Regions from separate parts of the Mus musculus genome. Here region 2 is linked to region 1. The links are chromatin loops, found by intact Hi-C in ENCODE. Cell type or tissue: heart. All regions are shown on one strand. Each heading gives the region's core, and the rest is flanking DNA. Links, peaks and the distances in the headings are about the cores only.

Evidence for each region. A loop is a pair of places that touch in the nucleus more often than their neighbours do. Peaks named below come from ENCODE experiments on the same cell type or tissue, not always from the same donor. Only the 100,000 strongest peaks of a DNase experiment are listed, where the experiment ranks them.
Region 2: a loop joins it to region 1, with 6 times the contacts of the local background. A loop is called at or near these places in 9 of 42 quality-filtered maps.

The regions. Positions count from the first base shown.
Region 1 is chr7:83,794,657-83,811,557 of GRCm38, reverse strand. It overlaps Cfap161 (cilia and flagella associated protein 161), which reads left to right and starts at 16,719. Exons shown (of 7, transcript NM_029335.3): 1 at 16,719-16,816. The coding sequence starts at 16,748. In heart, for the core only: a CTCF peak has its summit at 8,786 (motif pointing right); a DNase peak (open chromatin) is centred at 8,977; H3K27ac peaks cover 946 bases.
Region 2 is chr7:83,687,324-83,704,224 of GRCm38, reverse strand. Il16 (interleukin 16) reads left to right here. Exons shown (of 19, transcript NM_001360087.1): 3 at 16,032-16,140. Among named protein-coding and RNA genes, the nearest start is that of Il16, 37 kb to the left of the region's middle. In heart, for the core only: a CTCF peak has its summit at 8,206 (motif pointing left); no DNase peak of the experiment used is centred there.

The DNA.
Region 1 (16,901 bases), core at 4,937-12,936:
GTTGAGGGTTCTGGCTGGTATGTAAAGAGCTTGAATTTCAGGTTGTGCCACAAACCTGACAACAGGAGTGGGAAAGATGGCTTAGCAGTGAAAAGCACTAGCTGCTCTTCTAGAGGACCAGGATTCAGTTCCCAGCTCCCACAGGGTGGGTTACAACCCTCTGTAACTCCAGGCCTAGGTAACTGTATCACTTTCTTCTGGCTTCCACAGGTACCAGGCACACACATGGAAGCAGGCAAAATACTCCTACACATAAAATAAAATAACATTAAACCTTAATTAATTAAAACCAGAGAGCCGTGAAGAGCAGAAGGCTGAGGAGTCCAGTAGAGAGGAGATTGATTCTGCCATGATCTGTCAGAACGGCGCTGGCTTCTTAGAGAGAGATTTCAGGATTTGCTAGGAAGGATGGAAAGGATTTCAGCAGCCGAGCTTCTCCGACAGAGAAAACAGTTCAAATGAGGGTTTGTAGGGGAACAAAGAATTCGCCCTCTGCATTTGGAAAGAGCATTAAGAGTTGAGTTTCTTACAACACAGGAAGCATTTGCTTGAGGCTAAGGATTCCCGCGCTTGTGTTGAACAAAGTTAAGAGAGAGGCAGGCTAGCAGGTTCCCTTTTTTGGAACAGGTAACCAGGCTACAGAGCTGTTAAGTAACAGAAAATCAGGTCTCCCCTGGCAATCTTGTACTTAACTTTGTGACTTTAAGGTTTGAGACAGGGCCTAGGGACTGACGCTTCCTCTTGGAAGTAGGAAGCAAAGTTTGGGATTTCTTTTTTTTTTCTTTCTTTTGCTGAATGGGTGGATGAGGGTGTCAGAGAGGAGGAAGGGAGGATCCCCCCAGTACCATTTTAGGCTGTTTCCCTTAGCAACCCCACGGATGGATTTCCGTGCAGCCTCTTTCCCTTCCCGGTTCCTTTTCTGTTTTCCAAGGGGAACAATGAGGGAGTGAGGGATAAGCGGTGATGTTTATCTTTCCAGCTCAGACCTTTCAACTGCTGGAATCCCCCAGGGCTGGGGAAGGGTGGGTGGAGTCACTTCCCACTGTTGCCAAGGGTGGGAGACCAGTCCCTCCTGCTGGGGCAGGGGGTGCGTGGCTTCCTCATAAATAGGAAATGTATCTCCCAAATTGGAGTCATCAAGGACTTATCTCCAGCCGCAGACACCAGAGAGGAGCCCTGCCCTATCCTTTATTCCGAAGAGAGAAGCCTGCCAGCGGGGAGAGGAGAGGGTCACTCGAGAGAACCAGCCCGGAGAGCTGCGCTGTCATTCAAGTGTCAAAGGAGACATCTTCCTGCCAGACTTCCCACACTGGCCTCTGCCCCTCCTGGAACACTTTATTCAGGAATGGGAGGAGCACTGGTTCCTTGTAGAATAGAGAGTCAAGGGGAATTTTGGTCCATTCCTTGGCATGAGTACAAAATTCTGAGCCGAATATCTACTTGCTTAGAAACTGCTCATATCTGAGCAGCAAGCTCTTTACTGACCCAGCCACCTTCCCAACCTGGGATCTTCTAAAAACACCTACCATTGCCAGGTATTTATTTCCAGGCTTTAAACTTGCCTTTGTGTATTCCTTAGGTTCCCAATTTTTTGTCCTTCCCAAAGACAGTGGTTCCTCTTTTCACTTCCTCAAACCGAGGGCTGGTTGAGCCAGTCCGAACTACCCAGTCAGTAACTTGATACCAGTTTAATGTGTTTGAGGAAGTAGCTTGGGGGGATACTTAGTTCTGTGGGCTTTGTTTTGTACCAGGTCATGCTAATTTTCCCCAAGGAACTTCTGATCCATCCGGGTTCCCTGCAGAAGTTATAACAGTGAGGAGGAGGAGGAGGAGGAGGAGGAGGAGGAGGAGGAGGAGGAGGAGGAGGAGGAGGAGGAGGAAGTGGAAGCAGCACTGGGTTAGAGGCAGACACATGTGCTGTTCTGCCAAATATTCTACTTTTAATTTTTACCTAGCACTGATGGTGGTATGAAGTCTTGGTGGTCTCAGAGGTGATTCTGGGGACTCTGGGCAACAGTAACTTGCTAGCCCATGGCCACACATTCATAATGGAAGAGCCAGGAACTACTGGTCCTCTCGCAGATCCCCCTGGAGCTGTCCCCTGATCTTTCTCAGTGCCTCTGCTTGTCCTTGCTTCTTCTGGCAGGGATGCTGTGGGATGCTGATTAATGAGCAGTGGCACCCTCCGAAGCTCAGCGTGGAGACAATGACTGGATCGGTTCCAGGAATCTGAAGTATGCACCTGACCAACTGACCTCACTGTGTTGTTGTAGGCCACACCAAGGCTCCCTTCCTTGGCAAAAGGTTTTGTAGCTCTGCAGGCACACTTGGGGGCGGCAAGTACCATCTGGAACACTAGGGTGAGACTGGCATCCCATTGCTACTGAGTCTCGCCATGCTCCCGAACTGAGCCAACAAATGACTCTGCCACATGGCAGGAGAAGTGTGCCAAGAAGTCCAGGTTTATTTAGCACAAGTAATAATGGGCCTACAATATTCGCACACAGGGAAAGGATCAGGAAGACTGGCTGTGATCTCCCTGAGTTGATGGGTTAGAACTGGGTCAGAGAAAGTGTTGAGATGCGGCCAAGTTCAGGTTTTCTAGGCCAGTAGCTGTACAAGATCTCTTGCAGGAAACTTAGAGGAAGGTGATCCATACTGTACTATAAAAACTCAATCAGAAAATTGGGTCCCAGCAATTTGATAGATTTTTTTTTTTTTGATTGCTGAGGACAGGGACAGGCTTTCGTCCTTGGTAGAAAAACACAAGGGACCCTGGCATAGTTTACAGATATCTCAAGACCCAGGGCTTAAATCGTAAGACAGGAGATGGGGTTGCTGGTGAGATGGCTCAGCGGATAAGAGCACCGACTGCTCTTCTGGAGGTCCTGAGTTCAAATCTCAGCAACCGCATAGTGGCTCACAACGATCCATAATGAGATCTGAAGACAGCTACAGTGTACTTACATATAATAAATAAATAAAATCTCAAAAAGAAAAAAAAGACAGGAGATGGGATCAGAAGTCAAGTTGGCCCTAGGTCATTAAACTGGACAATAATTTGGTAGGGAAGAACTTTGTCTTTCAGGTTGAATACAGTATGGAAATTCTATAAGCACAGAACACCCTGAAGTGAAGGGAGCGGCGGCAGCTAAAGGAAGGTTAATTCAGGTTTGCCAGGCCCGGGCACTTATGGATTTGAAAGATTAAAAGTGTCAACCCCATGGCAGCATGGTCATTAGAGGACTGAATCCCAGAGAAGTACATCATTGCAAAGAAAGCCGAGGCAACTCTGAGCACTCAGGATGAACCCAGCATTGCTCAGATCCACTCACAGGCCTTAAGGCATTTAACAGTTGAAGTGAAGGAGTGAAGTAGGCATCCGTACAATCTCTATTTCCAGCTAAGAAAGCAGAGGGATGGAGGAGGAAAAGAACGTACAAAGTCACCTAGCCTGCAAGTGATAGAGCTGGTTTCCGAATTCCCTTCATCCAGTATCTTATAGGCAGGTTCTTAGAGAAGAAATGAACACTAGATGTTGTTTCAAACAGGAAAGGAGCAGATGATGCCAACGTGGACAATGAAGGTTTTGATGTTTAATCGAATGCTGAAAGCTCCATTGGTGGGAGCTTTTAGCCTGCAGAAATGCTGGCAGCTTCTCTGAAGGCAGCAAGGATCCAGAACCTTTTAGCAGAAGAGGCAGGCGAACAGAGATGGAGCTCAAGAGCCTTGCACACCAAAGTGGACTGATCTTTTGTTACGAGTGGGTAGGGATGTGCGTGTGACAGAGATAACTTTGACTTTTCAGAAAAGGGTTTTTTGATTGTGGCTTCTAGTGAGCCTCATACTCTGTCTTCCCCATTCCTGTTCAGGTGCCCCAGATTCCCTCCCAAGGCAGTCATCTTGATATCCCAAGCTCCTTTTACTGGGGCAAGCAAGGGAGTGGAGGCAGATCTAAGAACAGAAAAGATGGAATATTTGCAGGCAGAATCTGCTGTTGCTATTCCATTGGTTCATTTGTTTCTGTTTTTGTTTGTTTGTTTGTTTGTTTGTTTTTCTGAAACAGAGTCTTTCTATGTTGTCTTGGCTGTCCTGAGATTCTCTCTGTGAATCAGGCTGACCTCAATTCAGAGATCTGCCTGCCCCTGCCTCCCAAGTGTTGGGTTTAAAGGTCTGCCTCACCACACCCAGACATTTCCACCATATTTTGTGACAAGGAGTTGATGTGTATTTCCTGTCGAGAACACATGTTCTGAAACCTGGAACTTACGCACAAGTTTTTAAAGACAGAGAATTGTGACTTCAATGTGTCATGGGACATCAGATTCGAGACTTTTCTAGACAAATGAGCATCTCATCAGAAGGGTAGTGATAGAGTTTAGCCTCGCTCCCAACTGATGTCCGTGGCAGGTGTGCATGAGTCACATGCAGTGAAAAACAATGGGGGCAGGACATGAGGTCAGATTGCCCTGACTTGAAAAGTAGAGGGAGATAAGTGAGGGGAGCCAGGAGCTGCGAGGAAGACATTCTTTCCTACAAGTGCAACACTGGCTGTGATAAAGGATGTAACATAGCCAAGAGTAAAACAGAGCTCCCTTCTGAGCCTAAGTGAAAGGTTCTAGAAGGATAGTTATTGCAACTCATAACCTGAGGGAAAATGCATAGAAGAATTTGTTCTAAATGTCTTATATCTAAGCCTTTTTAAAACCGAAGTTTGTTAAAATTATGGTAAGTATCATCAGATCCAAGAGGACCAGCTGGTAAGAAGTTGGTGGCTTTTAGGGCTTGGGTATAAGACAGGATTTCAGAGTTGAATTTCAAGAACACTTGAGAGTGTAGACTGGCCTTGAAGACTAGAAAGCTCAGGTGAATGAAACAGTGGGATTTGTGGCCCCTCCAGAGAACAGAAGAACAATAGTGAACAGGTTGAGAGTAAAAGGACTGGGACAGGCGTCGTGGCCACTCTGGTTCTTCTGGTACTAAATACACCACTATTACAGCCACAAACCACACAAGATAGATTTAAGGGAACTATTTTCCTTGTTTAGGGCAGAACTGACAAGGCAGATTCAGGAGATTCTTGGGACATTTTACATGTGGAGTTTTTATCTAATCTTTGTAAAAACTATAAACATGTAGTATATCTTCTATGTGTGTGTGTACCTGTGTGTGTGTGTGTGTGTACCTGTGTGTGTGTTCATGTGTGCACATGTGGGTATGTGTAGAGGGAAGTGTCAATTCCTTAATTGGTTCTTGATTGTGTCAATAAAGGAGGCAGAAGCCAATTGCTAGGTGAAGGGAAGAAGGTGGGACTTCTGGGACATAGAGAAATTCAGACCAGGCTTTGGAGAGAGGAAGCTGCAGACATGTAGGCCTTGGGGCCCCTAGAATTTGTAGCCTCTGCTGTGAGCAGGGAGAATGGAGATAGCTAGTTAATAAGATTAGTGCAGGAAATTCTTCAACTAGTCATTGAGTTATCTAGATAGTTTTAAAATAACAATAAAATAAAAAGTAAAAATAATAAAAAAATAAAACTGTCTGTGGCACTGAGGTGGGCCGGAGAAGAAAGAGGGAAAAATGACCAACTGGCTGTTGGTGGAGCTGAGTGGAATTGGTGGCTGCTGATCTCAGAGCAAAGCCGAGAGCACGGGCAGACCACCTGAGAAGGTAGAAGCGTGTTTTTAAAAATTACACAAACAGGTATGAGTATGCATATGTATATGCAGGTCCATGAGTGGAGGTCAGAGGACAAGATGATTGTTGGCCCTCAGGTACCATCCACCACCACTACTACTTCTACTACTTCTTCTTCTTCTTCTTCTTCTTCTTCTTCTTCTTCTTCTTCTTCTTCTTCTTCTTCTTCTTCTTCTTCTTCTTCTTCTTCTTCTTCTTCTTCTTCTTCTTCTTCTTCTTCTTCTCCTTCTTCTTCTCCTCCTCCTCCTCCTCCTCCTCCTCCCCCTCCCCCTCCCCCTCCCCCTCCCCCTCCTCCTCCTCCTCCTCCTCCTCCTCCTCCTCCTCCTCCTTCTTCTTCTTCTTCTTCTTCTTCTTCGATAAGATCTTTTCACTGGCCAGGATGAACTTTGCCAAGGAGGCCAGGCTAATGGGTCTGCCAGAAGATTCCCAGGAACTGGAGTTAGGGATGGCTATGGATGCTACAAATGAAGTCCAAGAACCTCGGTCATTAACCAAATCAAAAGCTGTCTTTTCAAAGCCTTCTTTGTCAGTTCCCTCTGCTTATAAACCATGTACATATGGAACTAAAGGTTCTTTATTGCATCTGAGTCTGGCCAGACCATCTCCTTTCATTGTATCCTATCAGAACAGGTTGCTTGGGGCTGGACCTGTCTGTCTCCTCCACCTCCATATGTTAAAGTCTTTTTCTCTGTGTAATTGAATTTGGAGGAAGGAAAAGCTTTTGGGAGATAATCAAGCTTTATATAAGACCATGAAGATGGAACCCTCTTTAGTGGCCTGATTGGTGAATAATGATGCCTATAGCCAATAGCTGGGCAGAAGAGAGGTAGGCGGGATTTGGGTTTCCAGACTTGGGTTCTGAGGAGACCACTAGAAGGAAGAGAGAGAAGAGGGAGGAGAGATGCCATGTAGGTGAGTTATAAAAACATGGCCATGAGGGCTGGCCAATTGGAGTTAAGAGCAGCCCAGATGGAATATATCAAGTTATAATTTGGGGCTGTCATGCAGAAGTAGATTCTAATAGCTTGGAGGATAGATAGATATCTCCCCAGCTCTAGTGCCAATTAAGGTTTATTATGGATATAAAGATTGCATGTCTTTTTATCTGGGAACCAAGTGATAAAAGGTGGGGAAGAGACCCCTGGTTTGAAATGAAATAATATAACATGTAACCAAACAAGAAACAACATCAGGTGGGAAGAGTCTATTCTGGCTCATAGTTAGAAGCTCAGTCCAGCATGGTGTCAGGAGTGGCTTTCCATTGTGTTGCTATTAACACTAGGCTGCTTACCCCTCATGTAGGCAGATGAGTTGGGAGTTGGGTACCCACTTTCTCCCTTCAGGACCCTCATCCACAGAATGCCACTGTTCACATGCTCAACAATTCTACTCTCACTGAGTTTTTTTTTTTTTCTTTCAAAATGTCATTGGAGACGCACTTGCTAATGCCCTATGCATTCCTTAATTCAGTCAGGTTGACAGTGTAGATTAATGTCACACTGGGGAAGCTGGTTTGCAGAGGCTGGAGGACAGAAATTCATCTGGGACCCACATGACCCCCAAGCCTCATTTTGAGCCTTGTATATGAGGGTAATAGAGAATCCTGTCACTCAAGCAATGGTACTGGGGAAATTGAGATCCATTTGACACCAGCATTCAGGACTCAGAACAGGTACTTAAAGGCTTACTGAGGCTCAGGTAGCCAGAACAGGCAAAAGATCAAGCCCATGTTGAAGCCAGCCCCAATGTTTGGTGGGTGGGTAGCTATGCACCTTCAGTGAACAACAGTGACTGGAGTTGTGGAAAAACAGCACGTACTGTACTGCAGTTGGACCCAAGAAAGCTTCAAAGAAGGAAGCTGAGTAATTTCTAGGTGTAACATGTGCTTTGAATCACCCGCTGTGAACTAGCCACAGTTCTACAAATAGTGTCAATGGGACAGAAGGTGCAACTGGGGCTCACACAAGGGCCCTGATCCCTGCGGAGAAAACATTGCCCTGAACGGGGATTTTTTTTTTCCCCCAGAAAAAATACAAAGCACCAGGCAATGAGGCCAACTAGCTGAATCCAGTCTAGAGATGTGGAGGGTACTGGACTTTGAAGATGGTTTTGATGCCTGAGAATAAGTTACAGGAGGAAGGGTATTGAAGAGATAAATTCTAAGAGAAGAAACAGTGAGGTTGATAGTGACCTCTCAGACTTGGCTTCTCTTAGAGCATGCAATGAAATATTATTTACAGGAGAGGAACCTGAGACAATTAAACAGTCATTTTATAAATGTGTGTGCGTGTACATGTGCATGTGCGCGAGTGTGTGTGTGCGCGCGCGCGTGTGTGTTTTGAGACTAGGTATTGACTACACTAAATAACTCACTGAATAGGCAACGAAGACTTTGGCTTCTGCATCTCCTTGCCTCTATCCTTCTTGTTCTGGGATTACAAGCATGAACTACCAACCCAGTTTTCTGTGGTGCTGGGGATTATACTCAGGGATCCATGTATGCTAGGCAAATAACCTATCAACATCTCTGATATGCAGCTGGCTTCCATCTCAGTGTTCTTCAGGGCGAGGGACCATTAGTTTCAGACACACCATTTGGAAATAGAGACACACTTGTAAACTGGAGTCTCCTTTTCTTTAAAAATAAGCATAAATTAATTATGCATTAAACATAATGGTTTCACGATGACATTTCCATTCATGCATGTATAGTATGTGATCATATTCCTCTTCTGTTATCTTCCCTTGTCCTCTTTCCCCCATCTCACCGATCCCCTTCCCCTTCTCAACTAGTCCCCTTTATACTCTCATGTCCTCTTCTGGGGATGGAGTGACCCAATGATTTCCACTGGGATTCCTCACAGGGACATGCATATGGGTTTATATACAGGAGCATGGGTGCCTCTCCATTCTCCCAGCAACCACTTCTTCTTATAGATCTTTTGGGAGAGGATAGGCCTATTGAATCCCATTTCCCTAACAACTACCAAATGCCTATAGAGCCTTAAGGAGAAGTGGGGCCTTATGAGCCCTCTCCAAGTGGGACCCGGCAAGCAGTCCTGAAGCTTTCCTCAGTCCTGCCCTGGAGTTTTGTTTAGGGATAACACGCTATATCTATGATTTGTCACAAGAGGGCAGAATTGTCCAATTATGAAATCAAATCTATTTCTGAAGACTCAGGAAAGACCTGGTTCCGCTTAGCTGACTTTTGGTTGAGACTACACCAAGGAGCGTCCAACACAGACATCTAGAAGCTGCAAGCATCTGCGGCGTGAGGTGCCAGGTAGCTGTGAGGAGAACCCTGGCACCTGTGCTTGCCCAGACGCAGTGTCTTCATAACAACAAGCAGAAGCAGCTGCTGTGCCAAGGTGTTTCACACACCTCCTGACACACAGATCCCAACAACCACAAGACACAGGTTTTCACATATCTTACTTTACACATGAGGCAACAGAACCAGAGTTTGTGACTTTACTCAACGTCACAGTGCAGGTAAGTTCTGCCCCTTGAGTCAAGGACACCTGACTCAGAGTCAGGGATTTAAGACACAAAACTAGAGTAGTAACAATACCAGACTGAAAACTACACACTAATGTGCCTGAGGTCTGTGATTGCTATGAAAATAGAAAGCCACATTTTCCTGTTTTCTCTCCCCCCCCCCCCTTCACTCTTGAGTTTCAGTTCTGGCTCTTAGGATGCCTTGGGCACTTCCCAGAACTTCTCTGTATTTGTCAGTGAAGTAAAGCAAACCCTAGCTTTTCCTACTAGACTAAGGGAAGAGGAAAAGCACGCTGTCTGGGGAACTGAGTCTCTGATACCCTTGTTCAGCTACTACCCTAGAGCTCTGTAAGCACCTCACAGCTCTGTAAACACACGAACGAAGGCCCTGTATGCCCAACACTTAGAAATTCTGTATCTAAATAATAGTGATGGTGATGATGGTGGTGGTGGAGGAGGAGGAGAGAGAATGGAATCAACAGCTTATCTTTACTACATAGTGAATGTGACCATCTATGTATGAAATACTTATATTTTTGTGAAGCAATAAAGACTAGGTTTCTTGACCAGGGAGGTGGGATGAGTGGGTTGGTGGGAGACAGAGGCATTTCTGTGAAACTGGGGTTCGCTGAGGGAGCAAACTCTGAGCTGCATGCGAGTCACCCTAGCCTCCGTTGCTCATCGGGAGAAGCATGTGGCTTTCCGTTGCCCAGTTCTACAGCATGGCTCCAGAGGCTCAGATTGGCCCATGTATCTATACTGTGCTGCAGGCCCTGATGACTCTTCACTGTGATAAGATTGAAGTTTCTATCTCAACTCATTTGAGGCAAACCATAACACCACCGCCTAATTATAATATATCTATTTCTTGTATGCAATTCAGGTTTGCCTCGCCTCTGCTTGAATAGGGGGAAAAAGAAGTTTGAAATACATTTTCAATGATTTAGAAGACACTGTTCCTCTGTAGCTCTGGGGCCTCTCTGATCCCAGAAGACAGGCCTGAAGCTCCACCTTCATGCTGGCTAAAAGCCAGAGTCCTCTCAAGGACGTCGGTGAGTCTCCAGCAGGCTTCTGGCCTCTCAGATCCCCTGCTCTGGGGATCAGCTCTTTCCGCAGAGTCAACCTCCCTTCTAAGTGGGAAACATGTTTTTGTCCTGTTCTCCTAGGCAAAGACATTTGTCTTCTTTTAGTCCCTGCTTCCAAAGCTGAACCTGCCCTTGGATTTCCAAAGCCACCAGGGTGTTGTGGAAAACAACAGGCTTCCTCTTCACAGGGCCCACCCTCTTTTGCTGGTAGTGAGGAAGGTAAGGAGATGGGCAGCAATATGGTTCATCTGAGGTCAAGACGTCAGAGTGTGGAGAAGCGAGTGGGACATGAGATGATCGCATTGAAGAGGGCACCCAAGACTGAGTGCTAGAAGGCCAGGTTTGAGATGAAAGAATCCAAGGGAATGTAGCTATTCCTGGGGGTGGATCTAGGCTCTGGGAGAGTCATGTCTGGCTCAGGGGAGATATATGGTATTCATGTGGTGTTCTCTCCTGTAGGAGTCTAATGAAAACAGGAGGGAAAACCAGATGGCGACATAAAAACTTGGAAGACTTTTCTGCTATGTCAGCATCACATGTTCTTTTGTTTAGGGTGGGAATAGATGCCCTGGTTGGGTGCAGCATGAAAGAAAATGATGTCATTTGGTTAGAGTAGGACCATTTTTGGTACCTTGCCTTCTGTATCAAAGGACTCTTGAGTAGGAAGTCAACTTCCATTTAGAAATGCTTTCCCTGTGCCCATCCCCTACCCCTAGCCTGCCATCACTGTGCAGAAGGGCCTCCTCCTTCTTACTATCTACAAAGACAGAGAGCAGGAGTCTCTTATTTACCTGTTTGCCCAGGGTAAAGCACAGGATACCATATACCATGAGTCTCAGCTAAATACACAGCTTCCCACAATCTCCAGATGTTAACTTGATTCTTTTCTCATTCACGTCTACTGCTCTGTCCTTACTACTAGTGCTCCATGAACATGGCGTTCCTTCTTCCTGGTGTCTCCTAACAGCTTTCCTGACATGTCTGCCTTAAATCTACCAACAGCCCAGAGCCACAGCAGATTTCCACAGCTGGAATCTATCCTGCATCAGCTTTTTTTGAGAAAGTTCCTACTGCCTGTAGAAGAGGAGCCATAGGCCTTGATGGCAGAGGCCTTTTACCTTTACCTGTCTGCTCCCTTTAATTTTACTTATTTCACCCTGCAAGGATTTCTGGCCTCTCTTTTCTTCTGAGCCTGCCTTTACTCTGCTTCTCTGCCTGAAAGAAATTCTATTTTTTCTTTTTTTTTCCCCTTTTTTTGTTATTCCTGCTTCTTTGTATTCAAATCTTATTCTTTTTCTATCACCATGTTCTTTGAGCTTCAAAACCGTTTGCATTATAGTTTGAATGTAAACTGGCCCCTATTAAGCTCAGCTCCTGGGTTGTAGTGTTATTTTGGAAGGTAGAAGTTAGATGAGCCTAGTCAGAGGATGCAGGTTACTAGAGATGTCCCAAGGGAAGATAGGCCTTGTCTGGGTCCCTTCCCATCTCTGCTTCCTGTCTTCCGAGAGATGAAGAACTCTGTCTCACTACAACTACAATTCAAACTCCTTATTATTTAACAGTTGTGGTCCATCCCATGGGCCAAGTGAATGGGTACCTCGGATCCAGCCCAAGTTCTAGCCTCCGTTCTGACTCCAGCAAGGTGGGCACATCACTCTCGTGCACTGCATCTTTCACCTTGGATGTGATGGAGTAGCTGGTGCTGACCGTATGTTCCATGCACACCTGTAGGCACTGTGCCTGGGAGCTGGTCCTGCACAGCACTGTGGTGACCCAGGTTAGCCTAATGGGTTGCAGTACAACAGTGTTCATGGTGGTGTTGGTCTGGCAAAAAGCAGTGTTCTTTCTTTGAAATTGTTTCAAGGCAATGGGCTGAGTGAGACCCGGATCCATCTGCCGTCCCAGGACTTAGGAATTAGATGCAGGAAGATTTCTAAGCTCCAGTTTGGGGCTTCCCAAAGAGCTGAAAGTCTCAAAAGAAAATCTGTGGGTTGGGGATTTAGCTCAATTGGTGGAGCACTTCCTAGCACACACTAAATCCTGTATCCAGTCCCCAGCATTGTGCCCCTCATGTGGTGATGGCGTATGCCTGGAATCCCAGCACTCTTGAGGTAAAGGCAGATGGATCAGAAGTTCAAGGTCATCCTTCTCTTTTCCATGAAGCTAGCCTGGGCTACTCAACAAAAAACAAAACAAAACCAAAAACACCCAAAAACCCCAAAACTATATCTCAAGTATAGTCAGTGCTCCTCCTTCCTCTTCACAATTATTTATGTGTGTGTGTGAGTGCACTGTCGCTGTCTTCAGACACACCAGAAGAGGGCATCCGATCCCATTATAGACAGTTGTGAGCCACCATGCAATTTCTTGGAATTGAACTCAGGACTTCTAGAAGAACAGTCAGTGCTCTTAAACACCGAGCCATCTCTCCAGCCCTAGTCAGTGCTTCTTAAACTACTGAGTTTACAAGATGATCCTGAGAAACAGATTTCATGTTGAAGTGAATGTGGGCTCGGTTGCATGCTTTTTAGCTTGGCCATAGATTTCCAGGACATGTCTTGCACCCAAGACTCTGAGAAGCTCTGTGATTAAGAATCCTACTTATTTCCTACCTTCAATTTACTTGCCAACCTAATTCGTTCTCCTTTGCATCTATTAACACATTGCAGATTATTTTGGCCCCACCTTCCAGAGTGCTGGCAGTCTAGTAACCTTCTCCCATTTCTACCAATGAGAATTCTGATGCCCAGAGACAACAGTGCTTGTATGTCAAGTGGGAAAGCTGTCTTACCTGGCTTTCTCAGTGTGACACCGGGCTGCACTGCATTTCATCCACATCCAGTAAGGGAGTCTACAATCTATCTTTAATGCCTGTCTCCTGGTTCTCTTTCCCAGTGTCTGAACTTTGTCCCACTTCTTTTCCCTGAACATGAATCTTTTCAAGTGTTTCTGTGGCTTTTTTCTTTTTTTTTTTTTTTTCTACCAGATGTTTTACAAGTAAGTAACAAAAGATTCCAATGGAAGTTTCCTATGCTTCATCAAAATCATGAAAAAAAAAATAGCAAATACTTTTTGTAGTGTATGGCTGCTTTATGTCAAAGTCACAGTTGTAAAGCAGAGGGTGTGGGAGCCAGAGACAGATTTAGTCATCCACACAGGGCCAGCCATGAGTGAATAAATCAGTTTACATCTTGGTTTTGAGGGTTTTAAAGGAATGTAAATGAAAAATATTGTAATCACACACACACACACACACACACACACACACACACACACACACACACACACACACACAAAATATTTTATAAACTCAAAAAGAGCCTGAGGGACTTTTTCTTGTCCAAGTGATTGACAGACCTCTTCGAGTGACTCCCACAGGAAGGAGGAATGGTACGTCTTTGTTCTTTGGAAGATATCTCCCTGATGTCAAGTAATCTTGTAAGATTTAAGGCTCTTAGAGTCTATTTTAAAAAGTTATCCTTTAGTAACTTTCTAGGCAGTTTAGGATGTCTCATCTCCTTCCAGGGTGGGAAATAGTGCTCAGGTCCCATTCTTCTGATGGGTAAGTAAAGTTCTGCTCTTTTAGTTCTTATTTTATTGGCTGTTGCCTATGAGAGAGAGGTCCAGTTTCAATTCCCTCAAGGCCTCCTTGTTTAACACCCAGCCTATGGGGAACATGGAAATGCTTAAGGGGAGCAACATTGACTTTAAAGTCAGAAATCGGCATATAGAATCTTTGCTTTGTGAAACAGAACTCTTTCTCTCTCTCTCTCTCCCTCTCTCTCTCTCTCTCTCTCTCTCTGTGTGTGTGTGTGTGTGTGTTGAAATATGATCTCATTGTATAGCCCTAATTTGCTAAATAGATCAGGCTGGTGTCCAGCTCACAGAGATCTGTCTGCCTCTACTTCCCAACAGGAATTTAAAATATTTTTTTAAAACTATGTGCACATACGGGTATGAGTGTAGGTATGTGCACATGAGTACAGTGTCTGATAGAGGTCAGAGTTGTCAGATTCCCTGGTACTGGAGTTACAGGCAGATGGGAGCCACTCAACATGGGTGCTGAGAACTAACTCTAGCCCTTTGCCAGAATGGTGCTTACTCTTAACTACAGAGCCATCTTTCCAGCAACCCCTATGCCTATTGAAGGTAATTTTTGCAGGGCCCAGGCTGACCTCAAACTTACTTTATGTTTGAGGATGACCTTGAACTCCTGATCCTTCTGCCTCCACAGGGCGAGTACTGGGATTACAGATGTGTTCCAGCACACCTGGTTAGAGCAAGGCTCCTTCTGAGGGCCATACTATCAAGTGAATGCCTCATCATGCAAACATCATTTGCGGAGCCTTCCAGTCAAAGTCTTAAAGTTCCTCCGTATCTGCTATTGGCCCTCCCAGATCTCTGATCTTTTTCATGTTCTTAAATACCAGCTGCAGTGGATCTGGACATGATTGATTCACGGTGAGGAATAACCATAATAGACGTGGGTTTTGGAAAAAAAATCGCTTTGTACTTTGTTTCCAGATCAATTATTGCATGCGAGTTCCTCTCCAACATCAGTATTGGCTTTGAGCGCTTTGGGTGATAGTGAGCAGAAGAGAGTAAGAGCAAATGAGACAGTCTGGAGATGTCCCAGTGTGAGCTGCAGGAGATTGCTTCCAAGAGAACCCCACACACTGCTTTATAGTACCCTGTAATCAATAGGAGACACACCTTTTCAAACGGGGGCCAAAGCACCCTGTAGTAAATAATAAGCCAGTAACATAGTCATCTAGTGTCACTCTGAGCCTAATGTGCCATCTGTAATTGTGTGTGGCCTGCTTTTGTTCAGCAGATGTCACACAGGGTTTTCTCTTTTATACCAGCGTCGCCAAAAGCATGTGAGGGCTGCTTGGTGACTTGATGGCGCTGCCATGACATCACCAGACAGCAGCTTGCTTTTAGATTATTATGTTCCTGTATGAGCAATTACACATGCTGTCTATTGTTCACTGCATGCTACAAGGCTGGGTTTAGCAGTTTGAACCTAGGGATGCTGCTAGCTTCTCTGAGTCGGTCTCCAGTCTATCACATATTCTGAGTGACTCCTGTCTGATCCAACAGAATGCCTGACTTAGCACCTTCAGAAGCACCTGAGAGTGTGTGTGGTGCTGGAGGGGCAGGCAGTGGAGCCAGAGAGGAGCAGAATATTCCTACTTTTGTGTCTTATGCTTCAGCCTCCGGCTCAGGTCCTTCCAGGTCGACAAGGACACCTCCCCACTACCCCAGGTTTTGCTCAGTTGTCATTCTCATAGTCCCCATGACAGGAATGATTCATCCATCAGCTCTCCCAGTCTGTCTTTCATCACATCTTCAGTGACCTGTGTGTATTACAGTCTTCTGAAGTAATTTGTTTTCAGCATCTGGCTTCCCTTGATAGACTGGGTTTGGCTCTCACCTTCCACTTCTTGCTTGGGGTGGGAGACTCTGCACACTGGGGGACTGATTAATGAATGTATTCAGCTAGCAGCCAGCAGCCAGCAGCCAGCAGCAGGTGGTACTACCTAACTGCCTGTTCACCCCACTCATAACACAATATCCTCTTTAGGAAATGTTGGCTACACAAACTTTTTTAAATTAAAAAAAATTTTTTTTTAATATCAGGAGTGCCTGTAAATTGCAGGTTTGTCTTTGTGTTTGGACATGGGAAGGGAGGGTTGCTATAAAATTTGTGAAAATACAGACTGTCACAGAAATAGATATACACATTAATATATGCTAACACAGTAGTTTCTTCCTTTGGAAGCTGTGAGGTTTCGGCAATGCCCCTCTTTTTGTGTTTAGGTTTTCCAGCGTCTACAGTAAAGGGGTGATGTTTTGTGAAATTGCTGCTGACAGTGATTAGGAAAATAGGCTGGAGTTGAACCAAGCTTCCACAGAAAAGCTAGGGGCACTCGGGTTCCACAGCACTTTAACTTAGATTTTAGTTTAAAAAGCAAACAAGACAAACAAACAAACAAAATACAAAACCAAACATCAACAAGAACAACTCAATATTTTATGCCAGTTGTAGGCTGCACACCTGTGAGTCAAGAAGATCTCCAGCGCAAGACCTGACTGTGTTACATCATAAGTTCAAGGCCAGCCTAGGGTATGTATCCAGACCCTAACTTAAAAACCAAACTCTCCCCCAAAAAACAACAGAAAAAAAGTTTCAAAAATTTCTCCGCCTAGGGAACATTTGGAACAGTGTCCCCCGTCAGGGGTTTCCCAGATCTGCTTTGAGTGCTAGTCATCTGAGACAGTGGCAGTGGTGGGAGGGGCAGGGCGAGCTGGAGGGGGCGTGGGTCTAGTATGCTGTCACTTATTGGCCAGCCAAAGAGATCTTGACCAACTGGCAACTGGCAACTGCCTGGTCGTCATGGCAACGAAGCACGCTAACTCTGAGTGTCAGTGGAGGCTGGAGCTGGCTTTCAAGAGAGCAAGGGGCGATGGCGCAGAACGTGTATGGTCCTGGAGTGCGGATGGGCAACTGGAACGAAGATGTCTATTTGGAGGAGGTGCGCAGACTCCTGTCCTCTCGCATCCCTAGGATCCCAGACCCTATCCTGCTATCCTGCATGTTCTCTCTCTGCTGAGCATTTA
Region 2 (16,901 bases), core at 4,915-12,914, 110 kb after region 1:
ATAGACAGAGGATAGATGGATAGATAGATATATAATAGATAAGAGATAGGTGATGGAAGATAGACAGATGACACAGGTCTCTTCATTATGGAAATTTGTTGCATGCATACACTTGTCACTGTGTCACATTTTGTTTTAAGCTCTCATTAGTATCTTCCACACCTTTGTGTTGCCATCTGGGTATTTTTCAAAACTATGCCCCAGCTCTGTTCCCTTGCCTTCAGTCCTCTCTAAACACCCTGTTCAGCCTGTTAACTTCTGGGTATTAATTTATTCAGTTCTTTTTTTGAGCCTGCTGAGAAATTTTCTGTTTCTCCTCTGAACTTCTAATCACTTCCTTGATGTCTTTAAAGCACAAAGCCTGTCGAATTTTCATTGTGTGCTGTGCCCACTGTGCAGTTTGCAGTGTGTGCAGGCCTGGCTTTCATGTGTGTGGTTCTCCTGGCTTTCTCTAATCATGGCATGCTCCGGGGAGCTTTGTTTCCATTGAACTGTTTTCTCTGATGGCTCCTATGTCCCATCACTTTCTCTGTGGGTGTTTTGTAGGCACAGTCTGTGCTGGTGCCTTCACAGAAGATTCAAATTTGCTTTGGTGGGGTAGCTGGGGTATCATTAGCCTGGAGCAGAATTAACCAAATTCTTGTCTGGAGGGTTGCGAGTCCATGTGGCATGAATTAGGCTAAAGCGCCTGCAAGTGCTCACTGGTAGTTGTCAATTCTCCGGGGACTCCCTGCTTCCATTCAGGGCTGTATCCGGACTATAATTTCCTTTCACTACCTCAGGATGGCATGGATCCACTCTACTCCATATTTAAAATAAGGAGATAATCCTTTGAATCATCCTCTTGATACAAAGAGAATGTCCTGTTAGGCTCTGGTCTTAGGAAGGAGCTGAGATCTCTCTTGCTCTGTAGTATCCCATTAGATTACAAACAGCAACGTCCAAATTCAGCCACTCATCGAATAAGCTCAGAGCCACAGAAGACTCCGGGCAAAGAAGCTGCTCCACAGCCTTTAGTGCAGCCACCAGCTGCTGCCTATGCATGATGGTGGTGCCTTTCCGTAGACAGGGTTCTATCCCATTTAAAACAGTTAAACAGTTACCTGGCTTTAGCTGAAGGAACACAGTCAGTGGTCACCAAACCAGGGAAAGCATGATCCTCCCCTGTCCTTTAATGTCCCACCTACCAGTGTTTCCTGTTTTACAAGTGTGGTGATGGGCACCTTTCTACCAACATCCACATGTGTTTTATACAATTATTTCCTACAATAATATCTGAGAATGTGGAGAGACAGAGTTGAGAATCATTTGGGAAGTGGTTGATATTCCTTGGAGACTGGATACTAGGATTCTTGATGGCCATCACAGATAGGATGTGATCTTGCTATGAAACACAGGCTAGTCTTGAACTCATGGGTGGTTTTAAAAACATCTGCCTTAGACTCCTGAATTCTAGGACTGTAGGCACATACCACTATGGCTCACTTTGAATGGTTTTATTATACAGGTCATATATCATATAATTAAGTGAATAATATTCTGTGGTTTCAGCAGCATGTCTGTAGAATTGTACAATCATCACTGCTAACTTTAAAACCATTTACCACCTCAAAAGAAACCCCATAGGTTTTAGAAATTCCCCAAAGCCCACCCTCTGTCACACCCCCGTTTCCCATAAGACCATGAGCTTCAGAGACTATGATCATACTTACTCTATTCCTATCAGCATAGTTCTGGACATCTCATAAATGGAGTCACACATAAGTGATATTTTCCACTGATTTACTTTGATTACTATGACACTTCCAGTCATCTTATTGCAGACTGTATTATCGCTTAATCACTTGTAGTTGACACATAATATTATAATGTATGCATATACCAAGCTACCTATCTGTCACTTAATCAACGCTGAGTACTTTTCTATTTTTGGATACTATGAATACTTCCTCTTTAAACATTTGTGTGAAATTTTACATGGGTGTATGTTTTCAGTTTTTTAAAGTATACCTAGGAGTGAAATAATACTGTATTCATTTTTTTGACAAATTATTCTGTATATAGTAGTACATGCCTTTAGTCTTATCACTGAGGCAGGGGCAGGGGCAGGTAAATTGCTCTGCCAGCTTGTTCTACATAGTGAGTCACAGGACATGCAGAGTCACAAAAAGAGAACCTATCTTGAAAATTCACAACAAAACATTTTTTTTGAGAAATCTTCAGCCTGTTTTCTAAATCAGTTTCATTGCCTTACATTTTTACCTTTAGTGTGAGACTCAAAATTTTCGTGTATATGTATGGTTATATATGTACGTGTTCACACATGTGGAGATTCTTGTGTATGTGTATGCAGGCCCACCTGTTTGCACACTCATGTACAGGCTAGGGGTTAGCTTGGGGTGTTATTTTTCAGGTGCCACCTACCTCATTTTTATGTATTAAAATATTTTAATATGCAAATGAAACAACTAACTAGTAGACATGAAGAGGCTATTAGAGTTGTTCTCATTTATTAAAACACTGGAATGAATTTGAAGAACTTAGTCATCCCATTTCCATTCCCAATACTGTGATATCTCCATGATTCTAATGTAGATGGATGAAGGCTGAAAGCCCACACAGTCTGCCTGAGTTTTGCATGATATAAGTAGTTTTATCTGCAGTTTTTACTGACAGGCCCAGTGGTAGTGAAACAATGTAATCTATCATTGCAGGTGAATTTATCTTTTGATGGCTTTCTTCTTTTGATTTTATTATAAAATTACTTTATTGCAGTGAACTCTAAAATAAAAATATCTCGCAGCTAGATTAGAGTAGCCACTCAAAGACCTGTTCAGTTCCTAACTCTACTCATCTCGGTGAACCCTTAGAATGGCCATTCTGAAACTGTGGCTCTTGGATTAGGATTTTATATGTTCACTATCAACTGCATCTTTATACACTTAGTCATCACCTGACCCCTCCCCTCCACAGAAACTATGATGGAGTTGAAAATAGAAAAAAAAGTATTAGCTTTATATCTTCTCCCACAACTCTTGTGCCCATTTACCTGTATTCTGTACTTTCCCATTACCTAACGTCACTCTCTCTTGACTTTCCTAATTAGTAAGCTGTACCCATGCTAACAATGATTTATATGCACTTTTACACATTTCAGGCTAGGATCCAGGTATGAAAGAAAACACCTTGTGTTCTAAGGCAGGATCGCACTGAGTAGTCCAGGCTGGCCATCGAGCTGCTAAAAGGATGGCCACCTTCCCAGAAGTGGAATTGTAACTGTGTGCCACCATGCTAGGCTGGGGGCTGAATTTAGGTGCTAGTATTGCAAGGCAAACATTTTTCCCAGTGGGGTACCTCCCCAGCCTACGGATCATTTCTCAAGTATCTTCTCTCTGCTGGTGGGAAGAGTGAGGGTGTGACTTTAGCCCTTGTAGCTTGCATGAAGCAGTACCTCACCTTGGCCTTGACTGGCATGACTACTATTCTGTTTCCTTTCTGTTGCTATGACAAACTCCAGGACCAAAGACAACTCAGGGCAGGAAAGGATTTGGTCTACATTTCCATTTGCCTGATTTTCTTCTTGGAGTTTTACTGCTCTGCCTCTTTCTTAGAGACATAGAACCATTTTTGAACTACTTTGTATGTATGGTGTGAGAAAACAAGTCCAGAGCCTAAACTTCTCCCAAGGCTTACAAGTCCCACTGCTCCACCGGGAAAGCTCATTTTGCATGTGGACTGCTAGCTGACCTCACTGAAAAGACTGACACTTCTGGAGCTTGCTGGCTGCATTCCTCCACATTGGAAACTTTTCTGTTCTCTTTTGAATGGAGTTGCTGTGAGTGCTGCATCTGAGGGAACCCCACATCATAACCCTCTTTCTTATAGACATAGGACTGTTGTGAATTACTTTGTGTATATGGTGTGAGAAAGAAGTCCAGTTCCTTTATGTAGAAATATGTCTTTCCAAGTATCATTTGTTAGAATGATTCTTTTCAAGGCATCAAATACCACGGTAGCAGGCTGACCTGAGCCAGGACCTTGTACTGGGACAGGAGCAAGAATGGGCATGCTGAAGAGGCATGAGAAGATGGAGTTAGGACATGGTGACAGTGGTCATGTTGTGGATAAGGGGGTGAACATCAAAGGGAAGGCTTGGGTGTGTTTGTCACTTCCCCTGGAGACTAGCAGATATGCAACATCTTCCTTTTGACTAGGTAGTTGCCCCACAGCCAATCTGTAGGAGCCTATTGTTTTGTTTGTAAGACACAATGCCCTAGAATTCGTTGCCATCATCCTGGGGTCACCCTCTTATTCCATGGGAACTATGTAGCTTTCCAGTTTTAGAGTTTAGGGCTGTTGGTCCCTAAAAGCAATATGGCTAATATTAATGTTGAAAAAGACTTTTTTGGCCAAGGCCATTTGGTCCCACGAGGACTGGTTGGCACAGAGATGGAGGTCTAGGTAATAGTGGGGCGTGTTGCCTACAGAACTGCTGCCATGCTCTCAGTCTCTGATGAAAACAAGGATAAGTGTGTTCCAATGACTTTGTTAGCCCCTTAACCTCAGTGACAAAGCCTCAGCATGGAGAGAAGCCCCACCTTGGGAGCAAGAACAGAAGAATCCTGTTCTGTGTGCTGCCGAGGGAGGCCTCTGTGGAACTGCTCTCAGGGATCCTACAGAGACTCCTTTCATGAGAAGCTGCCCCACCCAGGACATGCTTGTCCAAGAGTGGTCAGGCTCCTCTGGGAGCCAAGGGAAGCAGTTTGATTCCCATGAATCATTTTCTGATATGTGATCATTTCAGAAAAAGAGGCAGCCTGGAGGCTTTAAACGTAACCGTCTCTCAAAATCATCACTCAAAAGTACAGAGCTGTAAGTGATGGCAAGGTTTGGTTAGCACATTTCTCAGTCTAGAGAGAAGGAAACCGAGCCCCGAGCAATGATACAGCAAGTTCGGAGCCATGAGGAAGTCAGCTCTGCAGGCTTCAGGACCCACCCTCCACCTCCTCACACAATTCTGGTGAGGAGGTCACCAAGTTTGACATCTTAAAAAAAAACAACAACTTGTTTGAGATTTATTATGTGTGTGTGTGTGTATGTTTTGCCTGTATGTGTATCTGTGCACCACATGCATGTGTTACCCATGGAAACCAGAGGAAACAGTGATGTAAGAAGGTATTGGGTCCCCTGGAACTAGAGTTACAAATGGTTGTCAGCTGCCATGTGGATGCAGGGAACTGAACCCCAGTTCTCTGGAGGAGTTTAGCCAGTGTTCTAAACTGCTGCACCATCTCTCTAGCTTCTTCTTTTAAAATAAAATTCTTGTGACAGAGTATACATACTCATGTGCGCATACATGGGTACACACACACACACACACACACACACACACACACACACACAGAGAGAGAGAGAGAGAGAGAGAGAGAGAGAGAGAGAGAGAGAGAGAGAGAGAGAGGTTTGAGGACAAACTTGAGTGTCATCCTTACAAATTCTACCTCCTTGAATGCCGGCTATGATATTAGCCTGGAGATTGCCTATTAGGCTAGACTGGGCAGCCAGTGAACCCTAGAGATCTTTGTGTGTCTACATCGCCAGTGCTGAGATTAGTTCACCATCATGCCAGACATTTTTGTGGGTGTCAGAGATTAAACTCAGGTTATCATCTCACACAAAGAACACTTTATCAACTGACCCATCTACTCAGCCTCCAGCTTGGCAATGAAATAAACTCAGAGCACATAAGAATACTGTGGCATTGGTGTTCCAGACACAGAACGTCTAAAAACATGTGCATTGCCTTGTTTCAGGAACTTTTAGGTTGCAATTTTTTTCCTCAGTGACGCAACATTGCCACTAAAGTCTGATCTTCATCCATCGGTGTGTTTCTACGTCCGCCACAGTGGTATCTAAGGAGACGTTCCAGCCACACCAGGCTAAAGAGTTTTCCCACAATTATGCAGATGCTTACTGTCAGGGCCCTCATTAGGTGCAGCTTTTTGGAGCTTACAGTCTGCTCACATTGCTGAGGGAAAAGATCAACTGCCATGAGACTTACATCGGAGATGGCTTTGTTTGGGGGATATGGAGTGGTAAGGCAGGAGGGCCCAAATAAATGGTCTCACTGCCCTGGAGAGCAAAGTCATGAGACAGGAATGTGCTCCAGGGATTAATGGAGTCCCATGAGGGATCAAGATGGCTTCTTCTGGATCAGGCCTTCTTCAACCAACACTGAAAATCTCAGAGAAAGATTCCCTCAGGTTAACAGAGCCCCTGCCCTCTCATCCAGGTGGGAAGGGAATGGTTTGTTCTGTTTCCTGTGATTTTTCTGCCACCTTCATCTGACTAGCCAACAATTTCTATTTTAGATAAGGGATTTTTATAAGAAAAAAAGATTCTACTATTGTTAACAGTTGAAATAAATATCATGTTAATGATTTAGCTTGGGCCTGATTACAATGTAACAAACATCTACTGTTAAGCTGGGTGTGGTGGCTGGGTCCTATAATCCCAGTACTCAGGAGGATCAGAAGTGAATGGTTATCCTCTCCATACTGAGTTCAAGGTCAGGCTGGGCTACAGGAGACTCTGTCTTAAAAGGGGGAAAAGGTACTGGGAGAAATAGCTGCCCCCAAAGAACTTGCTGTATATGCAGGAGGACTTTAGCTCAAATCCCCAGAACCTACATTAAGAAAAAAATAAAAAGCAGAATTTAGGGCTTAGTGATGGGAATTTGTAATCCAGCACTGAAGAGTTAGACAGGTGCCTCCACATACACCTGCCTATGCAAGAACATACACATACCCATGCAAGAACATACACATACCCAAGCAAGAACACACACACACCCATGCAAGAACATACACATACCCAAGCAAGAACACACACATACCCAAGCAAGAACATACACATACCCATGCAAGAACACACACATACCCATGCAAGAACATACACATACCCATGCAAGAACATACACATACCCATGCAAGAACACACACACACCCAAGCAAGAACATACACATACCCATGCAAGAACATACACATACCCATGCAAGAACACACACATACCCATGCAAAAACACACACATACCCATGCAAGAACATACACATACCCATGCAAGAACATACACACACCCCATGCAAGAACATACACATACCCATGCAAGAACATACACATACCCATATAAGAACATACACATACCCATGCAAGAACATACACATACCCCATGCAAGAACACACACATACCCATGCAAGAACATACACATACCCATGCAAGAACACACACATACCCATACAAGAACATACACACACCCATGCAAGAACACACACATACCCATGCAAGAACATACACATACCCATGCAAGAACATACACATACCCATGCAAGAACATACACATACTCCAGACAAAGGAAAAGAAAGGAAAAAGTAGATATCATTTCATCATTCAAGTACATTTTTGCTAATTCATGAGAGCTGAGTCTTGTATGTCATGTCTTGCCTATTGTGTATTCTCACAACTAGGAAGAGGGCCCAGTACATAGTAAGTTTTAGCAAAATTTGTGAATGATCTTGCTAGTTCGGTGCATCTATATGTAGTTCTTTTTACTGTATTTTTTATATTCTGTGGTTAGACTATTATAAAGTATTTAAAAATGTATAGATAACACAAGTACAGTCACAGTAAAAACTTTTAAACATTATTTTAAGATGAGTTTAGTGTGCTGTGTCTCATGTGTATACCATTTTCTCTTTACTTTCATATTATTAGACAGTTAGAAGTGGAAATATACAGTCTGAATACACACCTCAATTGTGCTTCAAGAATAAGGGTCACCCTTGGATGGGTAGTTATTTCCCATGCCTAGTGGGCCTGCAAAGGTCCCAAAGCCACATTAATATACATTGTCCCAATAGCATGCATGAAATGGAGCTGATACTGGAGAGGAGTCTTCACATTAGAGTTGGGACATGACCTTACCTGACTGTTGTAATAAAAAAAGTATCTCTTGGATATTAGGTGAGATATTCTAATATGCTCAAAGAAAGAGTTCATATACTTAATTTTGGAAATCAGAGCCTTAAGAATTTAACCAAATCAAACTTACTATTGTATATAATCACAGCTTTCATAGCTATTGAACAATTTCCCATATTAGCACAGTTAAAGATTGGTAATCTTGCTCAGGTTAACACAGCGCCATCTGCTGCTCGATAGAAAAATGACAGCCTAGGCGTCTGCCCAGACTTAATCTCTGATTTTCACATTGACTTTCACAGGAAATAAAAGGGAATTGATTTGTGGTTTCTTGTGTCAGAAAGGATATAGCTTTAGTTTTTAAGGCTGTTACTGGACTTCTGGGTCCATACTGCTTACAAATCCCGCCAGGTTAACTCCACTAGTTGCAGAAAATTCTTTCAAAATTCAAGAGAAATAGAACAGCAGCCAATGGACGGAGCTTAACTGTGCTCTGGCACCTGTGAGAGATCTCTGTATGCCATGTAATGCAGGTGGACTTGAATTCAGGGAGGCTCAGTAGCCTGCCACCAATGGCACAGCAGAGGAAAGCTTTGAAATAAATGGGGCAGATGGGAGCAGTATCTTCAGAGCTGGCCTGCTGTTGGGGACAGGGTGCTGATTAAGAGGCACCAAGTGAGAGTTCGAGGCAGGACAGAGGGGGGCTTCCTCTCTTCAGATGTTGGAGAATGTGTACCACTTGGCACATGTAATTAACCAGGCCCTTCCATAGCTGCCTTCTCAGACAGGTAATTATGTTAGATAGAATAGGGGTCTCCAGCACAGGGCAGTACTAAGTGCCTGACCCCAAATCCCTAAGCTCTCTATAGCTACAGCTTTCACATCCAGTGAAAAATATCCAAAGGTCATTTACCAAGCCATTCAAATTCAACAGCCCACAGATATGCTTTTGTTTACCGAGTTTCCCATCTATAGGTTCCCTGAAACACACCCACACCACCCCCAACATGTGTGTGCTTGTGTGTGTGCATGCATGCACTGTTGTGGAAGTAACTGATTAAACCAATGTTTTTTTCTTTTTTTTATTAGGTATTTTCCTCATATACATTTGCAATGCTATGCCAAAAGTCCCCCATACCCTCCCACCCACCCACCCTCACTTTTTGGCCCTGGAATTCCCCTGTACTGGGGCATATAAAGTTTGCAAGTCCAATGTGCCTCTCTTTCCAGTGATGGCCAACTAGGCCATCTTTTGATACATATGCAGCTAGAGTCAAGAGCTCCGGGGTACTGGTTAGTTCATAATGTTGTTCCACCTATAAGGTTGCAGTTCCCTTCAGCTCCTTGGGTACTTTCTCTAGCTCCTCCATTGGGGGCCCTGTGATCCATCCAATAGCTGACTGTGAGCATCCACTTCTGTGTTTGCTAGGCCCCGGCAAAGCCTCACAAGAGACAGCTATATCTGGGTCCTTTCAGCAAAATCTTGCTAGTATATGCAATGGTGTCAGCATTTGGAAGCTGATTATGGGATAGATCCCTGGATAAGGGAGTCTCTAGATGGTCCATCCTTTTGTCACAGCTCCAAACTTTGTCTCTGTAACTCCTTCCATGGGTGTTTTGTTCCCAATTCTAAGAATGGGCAGTGTCCACACTTTGGTCTTCGTTCTTCTTGAGTTTCATGCGTTTAGCAAATTGTATCTTATATCTTGGGTATCCTAAGTTTTGGGGCTAATATCCACTTATCAGTGAGTACATATTGTGTGAGTTCCTTTGTGATTGTGTTACCTCACTCAGGATGATGCCCTCTAGGTCCATCCACTTGCCTAGCAATTTCATAAATTCATTCTTTTTAATAGCTGAGTAGTACTCCATTGTGTAAATGTACCACATTTTCTGTATCTATTCCTTTGTTGAGGGGCATCTGGGTTCTTTCCAGCTTCTGGCTATTATAAGTAAGGCTGCTATGACAATAGTAGAGCATGTGTCCTTCTTACCGGTTGGAACATCTTCTGAATATATGCCCAGGAGAGGTATTGCTGGAACCTCCGGTAGTACTATGTCTAATTTTCTGAGGAACCACCAGACTGATTTCCAGAGTGGTTGTACAAGCCTGCAATCCCACCAACAGTGGAAGAGTCTTCCTCTTTCTCCACATCCTCGCCAGCATCTGGTGTCACCTGAATTTTTGATCTTAGCCATTCTGACTGGTGTGAGGTGGAATCTCAGGGTTGTTTTGATTTGCATTTCCCTGATGATTAAGGATGTTGAACATTTTTTCAGGTGCTTCTCTGCCATTCGGTATTCCTCAGGTGAGAATTCTTTGTTCAGTTCTGAGCCCCAATTTTTAATGGGGTTATTTGATTTTCTGAAGTCCACCTTCTTGAGTTCTTTATATATGTTGGATATTAGTCCCCTATCTGATTTAGGATAGGTAAAGATCCTTTCCCAATCTGTTGGTGGTCTTTTTGTCTTATTGATGGTGTCTTTTGCCTTGCAGAAGCTTTGCAACTTTATGAGTTCCCATTTGTCGATTCTCGATCTTAGAGCACAAGCCATTGCTGTTCTATTCAGGAATTTTTCCCCTGTACCCATATCTTCGAGGCTTTTCCCTACTTTCTCCTCTGTAAGTTTCAGTGTCTCTGGTTTTATGTGGAGTTCCTTAATCCACTTAGATTTGACCTTAGTACAAGGAGATAGGAATGGATCAATTTGAATTCTTCTACATGATAACCGCCAGTTGTGCCAGCACCATTTGTTAAAATGCTGTCTTTTTTCCACTGGATGGTTTTAGCTCCCTTGTCAAAGATCAGGTGACCATAGGTGTGTGGGTTCATCTCAGGGTCTTCACTTCTGTTCCATTGGTCTACTTGTCTGTCGCTATACCAGTACCATACAGTTTTTATCACAATTGCTCTGTAGTACAGCTTTAGGTCAGGCATGGTGATTCCACCAGAGGTTCTTTTATCCTTGAGAAGAGTTTTTGCTATCCTAGGTGTTTTGTTATTCCATATGAATTTGCAGATTGCATTTTCTAATTCAATGAAGAATTGAGTTGGAATTTTGATGGGGATTGCATTGAATCTGTAGATTGCTTTTGGCAAGATAGCCTTCTTTACTATATTGATCCTGCCAATCCATGAGCATGGGAGATCTTTCCAACTTCTGAGATCTTCTTTAATTTCTTTCTTCAGAGACTTGAAGTTCTTATCATACAGATCTTTCACTTCCTTAGTTAGAGTCATGCCAAGGTATTTTATATTATTTGTGACTATTGAGAAGGGTTTTGTTTCCCTAATTTCTTTCTCAGCCTGTTTATCCTTTGTGTACAGAAAGGCCATTGACTTGTTTGAGTTAATTTTATATCCAGCTACTTCACTGAAGCTGTTTATCAGGCTTAGGAGTTCTCTGGTGGAATTTTTAGGGTCACTTATATATACTATCATATCATCTGCAAACAGTGATATTTTGACTTCTTCCTTTCCAATTTTTATCCCCTTGATCTCCTTTTGTTGTCTAATTGCTCTGGCTAGGACTTCAAGTACAATGTTGAATAGGTAGGGAGAGAGTGGACAGTCCTGTCTAGTCCCTGATTTTAGTGGGATTTCTTCCAGCTTCTCCCCATTTACTTTGATGTTGGCTACTGGTTTGCTGTAGATTGCTTTTATCATGGTTAGGTATGGGCCTTGAATTCCTGATCTTTCCAAGACTTTTATCATGAATGGGTGTTGGATTTTGTCAAATGCTTTCTCCGCATCTAGGGAGATGATCATGTGGTTTTTGTCTTTGAGTTTGTTTATATACTGGATCACACTGATGGATTTCCGTATATTGAACCATCCTTGCATTCCTGGGATGAAACCTACTTGGTCAGGATGGATGATTGTTTTGATGTGTTCTTGGATTCGGTTAGCGAGAACTTTATTGAGAAATTTTGCATCTATATTCATAAGGGAAATTGGTCTGAAGTTCTCTATCTTTGTTGGGTCTTTCTGTGGTTTAGGTATCAGAATAATTGTGGCTTCATAGAATGAGTTGGTTAGAGTAGCTTCTGTTTCTATTTTGTGGAATAGTTTATGAAGAACCAGGATTAGATCTTTTTTGAAGGTCTGATAGAAGTCTGCACTAAACCCATCTGGTCCTGGTTTTTTTTTTTTTTTTGGTTGGGAGACTATTAATGACTGCTTCTATTTCTTTAGGGGATATAGGACTGTTTAGATCATTAACCTGATCTTGATTTAACTTTGGTACCTGGTATCTGTCTAGAAACTTGTCCATTTCATCCAGGTTTTCCAGTTTTGTTGAGTATAGCCTTTTGTAGAAGGATCTGATGGTGTTTTGGATTTCTTCAGGATCTGTTGTTATGTCTCCCTTTTCATTTCTGATTTTGTTAATTAGGATGCTTTCCCTGTGCCCTCTAGTGAGTCTGGCTAAGGGTTTATCTATCTTGTTGATTTTCTCAAAGAACCAGCTCCTCGATTGGTTGATTCTTTGAATAGTTCTTCTTGTTTCCACTTGGTTGATTTCGCCCCTGAGTTTGATTATTTCCTGCTGTCTACTCCTCTTGGGTGAGTTTGCTTCCTTTTGTTCTAGAGCTTTTAGGTGTGTTGTCAAGCTGCTAATGTGTGCTCTCTCTAGTTTCTTTTTGGAGGCACTCAGAGCTATGAGTTTCCCTCTTAGAAATGCTTTCATTGTGTCCCATAAGTTTAGGTATGTTGTGGCTTCATTTTCATTAAACTCCAAAAAGTCCTTAATTTCTTTCTTTATTCCCTCCTTGACCAAGGTATCATTGAGAAGAGTATTGTTCATTTTCCTTGTGAATGTTGACTTTCTATTATTTATTTTGTTATTGAAGATCAGCCTTAGTCCATGGTGATCTGATAGGATGCATAGGACAATTTCAATATTTTTGTATCTGTTGAGGCTTGTTTTGTGACCAATTATGTGGTCAATTTTGGAGAAGGTACCATGAGGTGCTGAGAAGAAGGTATATCCTTTTGTTTTAGGATAAAATATTCTGTAGATATCTGTCAGATCCATTTGTTTCATAACTTCTGTTAGTTTCACTGTGTCCCTGTTTAGTTTCTGTTTCCATGATCTGTCCATTGGTGAAAGTGGTGTGTTGAAGTCTCCCACTATTATTGTGTGAGGTGCAATGTGTGCTTTGAGCTTTACTAAAGTGTCTTTAATGAATGTGGTTGCCCTTGTATTTGAAGCATAGATATTCAGAATTGAGAGTTCCTCTTGGAGGATTTTACCTTTGATGAGTATGAAGTGCCCTTCCTTGTCTTTTTTGATGACTTTGGGTTGGAAGTCGATTTAATTAGATATTAGGATGGCTACTCCAGCTTGTTTCTTCCTACCATTTGCTTGGAAATTTGTTTTCCAGCCTTTCATTCTGAGGTAGTGTCTATCTTTTTCTCTGAGATGAGTTTCCTGTAAGCAGCAAAATGTTGGGTCCTGTTTGTATAGCCAATCTGTTAGTCTATGTCTTTTTATTGGGGAGTTGAGTCCATTGATATTAAGAGATATTAAGGAAAAGTAATTGTTGCTTCCTATTATTTTTTGTTCTTAAAGTTGGCATTCTGTTATTGTGGCTGTCTTCTTTTAGGTTTGTTGAGGGATTACCTTCTTGCTTTTTCTAGGACGTTTTTTCCGTCCTTGTATTGGTTTTTTTCCGTTATTATCCTTTGAAGGGCTGGATTCGTGGAAAGATAATGTGTGAATTTGGTTTTGTCGTGGAATACTTTGGTTTCTCCATCTATGGTAATTGAGAGTTTGGCTGGGTATAGTAGCCTGGGCTGGAATTTGTGTTCTCTTAGTGTCTGTATAACATCTGTCCAGGCCCTTATGGCTCTCATAGTCTCTGGTGTAAAATCTGGTGTAATTCTGATAGGCTTGCCTTTATATGTTACTTGACCTTTCTCCCTTACTGCTTTTAATATTCTATCTTTATTTAGTGCATTTGTTGTTCTGATTATTATGTGTCGGGAGGAATTTCTTTCCTGGTCCAGTGTATTTGGAGTTCTGTAGGCTTCTTGTATGTTCAGGGCATCTTTCTTTAGGTTTGGGAAGTTCTCTTCTATAATTTTGTTGAAGATATTTGCCGGTCCTTTGAGTTGAAAATCTTCATTCTCATCTACTCCTATTATCCGTAGGTTTGGTCTTCTCATTGTGTCCTGGATTTCCTGGATGTTTTGAGTTAGGATCTTTTTGAATTTTGTATTTTCTTTGATTGTTGTGCCGATGTTTTCTATGGAATCTTCTGCACCTGAGATTCTCTCTTCCATCTCTTGTATTCTGTTGCTGATGCTCACATCTATGGTTCCAGATTTCTTTCCTAGGGTTTCTATCTCCAGCGTTGCCTCACTTTGGGTTTCTTTATTGTGTCTACTTCCCTTTTTAGGTCTTAGATGGTTTTATTCAATTCCATCACTTGTTTGCTTGTGTTTTCCTGCAATTCTTTAAGTGATTTTTGTGCTTCCTCTTTAATGTCTTCTACCTGTTTAGCAGTGTTCTCCTGTATTTCTTTAAGTGAGTTATTAATGTCCTTCTTGATGTCCTCTACCATCATCATGAGATATGCTTTTAAATCCGGGTCTAGCTTTTCGGGTTAAACCAATGTTTTTTATAGCTAGTAAAGTTACAAAATAGAACATGACTGCCTCACCATACACTTCTAATATCTTGGAGAAAGGAGATGAAAAAAAAATTCAAGCTTTTCCAGAGTCTTCTCTCACACAAGGAAGAGTCATATTTCCTTTCACCATGAAAGTGAAATGAGACCAACCATATTGTTTAACATACTCAATATAATAGAGACTCACTCTCTCTGTGAGTGTATGTGTGTGTAACGTGTATGTGAGTGTGTGTGAAGTGTGTTGTGTATGTGATGTGTGTGTAGTATGTGTGGGGTATGTTTGTGAGTGTGTGTGAGAGAGAGTATGCATATGAATGTGTAGTGTGTGTGGTGTTCATGTATATGTGCATGTGTGTTTGTGGTGTGTGCATATATGTGTGTATTGTGAGAGTGTGTGTGGTGTATGTTGTATGTGTGATCTCTGTGTTGTGTTTATGTGTGTGTATACTCTTTTGTATGTGCAGAGATCAGAAGTCAACACTTCCTTATTCACTCTACACCTTATTTTTTGGAGACAGGATCTCAAACTGCACCCAGAGCTCACTGATTCAGCAAGACCTGGCCAGTGAGCTCCAGGGGTCCTCCTGCCACTGCTTCCCCAGTATGGACACAGGCATACTAGGCTGCACCTGGCTTTTCACATGGTACTAGGGATCCAAACTTAAGTCCTCATCCTTACTCAGCAAGCATTTTATAGATTACACCAGCCCTAGAAACTATTCATACAAAAAAAAATCATTGCTATGAAAGAAGTGATGTCATTCAATATGGTAAGACAGAAATAAAAGAGAATCATAAACAATTGATATGACTTTTAAGGTTCTAAATTAAGTGCTGACAACTAGAAATCAGTAATGTAATAAATTTACAATGCTCAGAAGAATGCATGGATGTTTCAATATTCTAAAGCTCTATAATATATGTTCAACAATAATTTTGTGAGTGTCTTTGGTAGAATCTCAGGACAGTGTAGCACCCTCATTATCTCTAGCACACTCTCTGTTCACACCACTTTCCAAGCCACATCAGAGCACTGCCTTTCTCAGTCGTGATCTTTCATATTTGCTTATGGTTAGCCTTTGTTTACTAAAGTGTCAGTTATCCAAGGTCAGCTCTTGTCTGTCGTGATCACTGCTGAATTCCTCATGTCTAATGAAGAACCTGACATATGCATTTGGTGCATTTGTTTAATATTTATGTAATTTCTATTGTTAATTACCTTTTAGTTTAATGAATGTGTATCTAGGAATAAATGGTTGCGAGTGGTCCTAAATCCAGGTCTCAGAGTGCCTGCTACTTTAGTAGAGATAGAGGCAAATCAACAAGTATTTCTCTGGTCCATGCCAACAGCCCATTAAGCTAAGCATACTTGTCAACTCTAACTTGCTGTATAAAAAGATGGGAACTGTTTTCACAGGAATCTTCTTCAACTTCCTCTAAAGAAAAGTCTGGAAAACCAGAAGCACAAAGTAGCAGCTTCCTGTTTCCTAAAGCTTGCCACCAAAGGACACGCAGCAACTCCACCAGTAAGTATCTTCCCAAAATATCTTCTGGAACAGGGCTGTGTTAGTTCCTTTTCTGTTGCCGATAAAACACCATGACCAAGGCTGTTAAAGAAGGAGAGTTTTTGTTGTTGGTGGTGGTGGTGATGATGGTGGTGGTTGGTTGGTTGATTGGCTAGGTTTTTTTGGCTTATGATTCCAGAAGGCTAGAGCCCATAATGGCTGAAAGAGACAGCAAACAGTCATGCTAGCAGGAGCAGGCTGCTGAAAGCTCACATCTTGAACCACAGGCAGAGAGCAGAGAGAGAACTTCAAGTGAGAGATTTTAAACTTTCAAACCCGCCTCCAGTTACAAATGTCCATCACAAGGACTCAGCTCCTACACCTTCCCAAACAGCACCATCACCTGGAGACCTATGGATTTACATGGGCCTATAGGGGCCATTATCATTCAAACCACTACAGGAGTTTAACTGCTCCTGAATATCAGAACTAGCAGGACAGCCAGTGCTGTGAGGGAGATTAAGACTGGCTCTTCCCTGGTCTTTCAAGTATAAACCAAGATGGGAGCTGTTTGTTTCTCAGAGAATATTTTTCACGAGTGTGCTTCCCAGACAGCTGGAGAGGTTATCATTTGCCTTACCATGCCTCTGTGATCAGTTCTTCCTGGGTGACATGCTGAGAAAGAAAGGAAGGAAGGAAGAAAGAAGCAAGGAAAGAAACAAAGAAAGAAATGAGCAGAGCAGCTCCTCTAGCTGCTGGCTGAGCTAGCTTCTTTCTGTCCC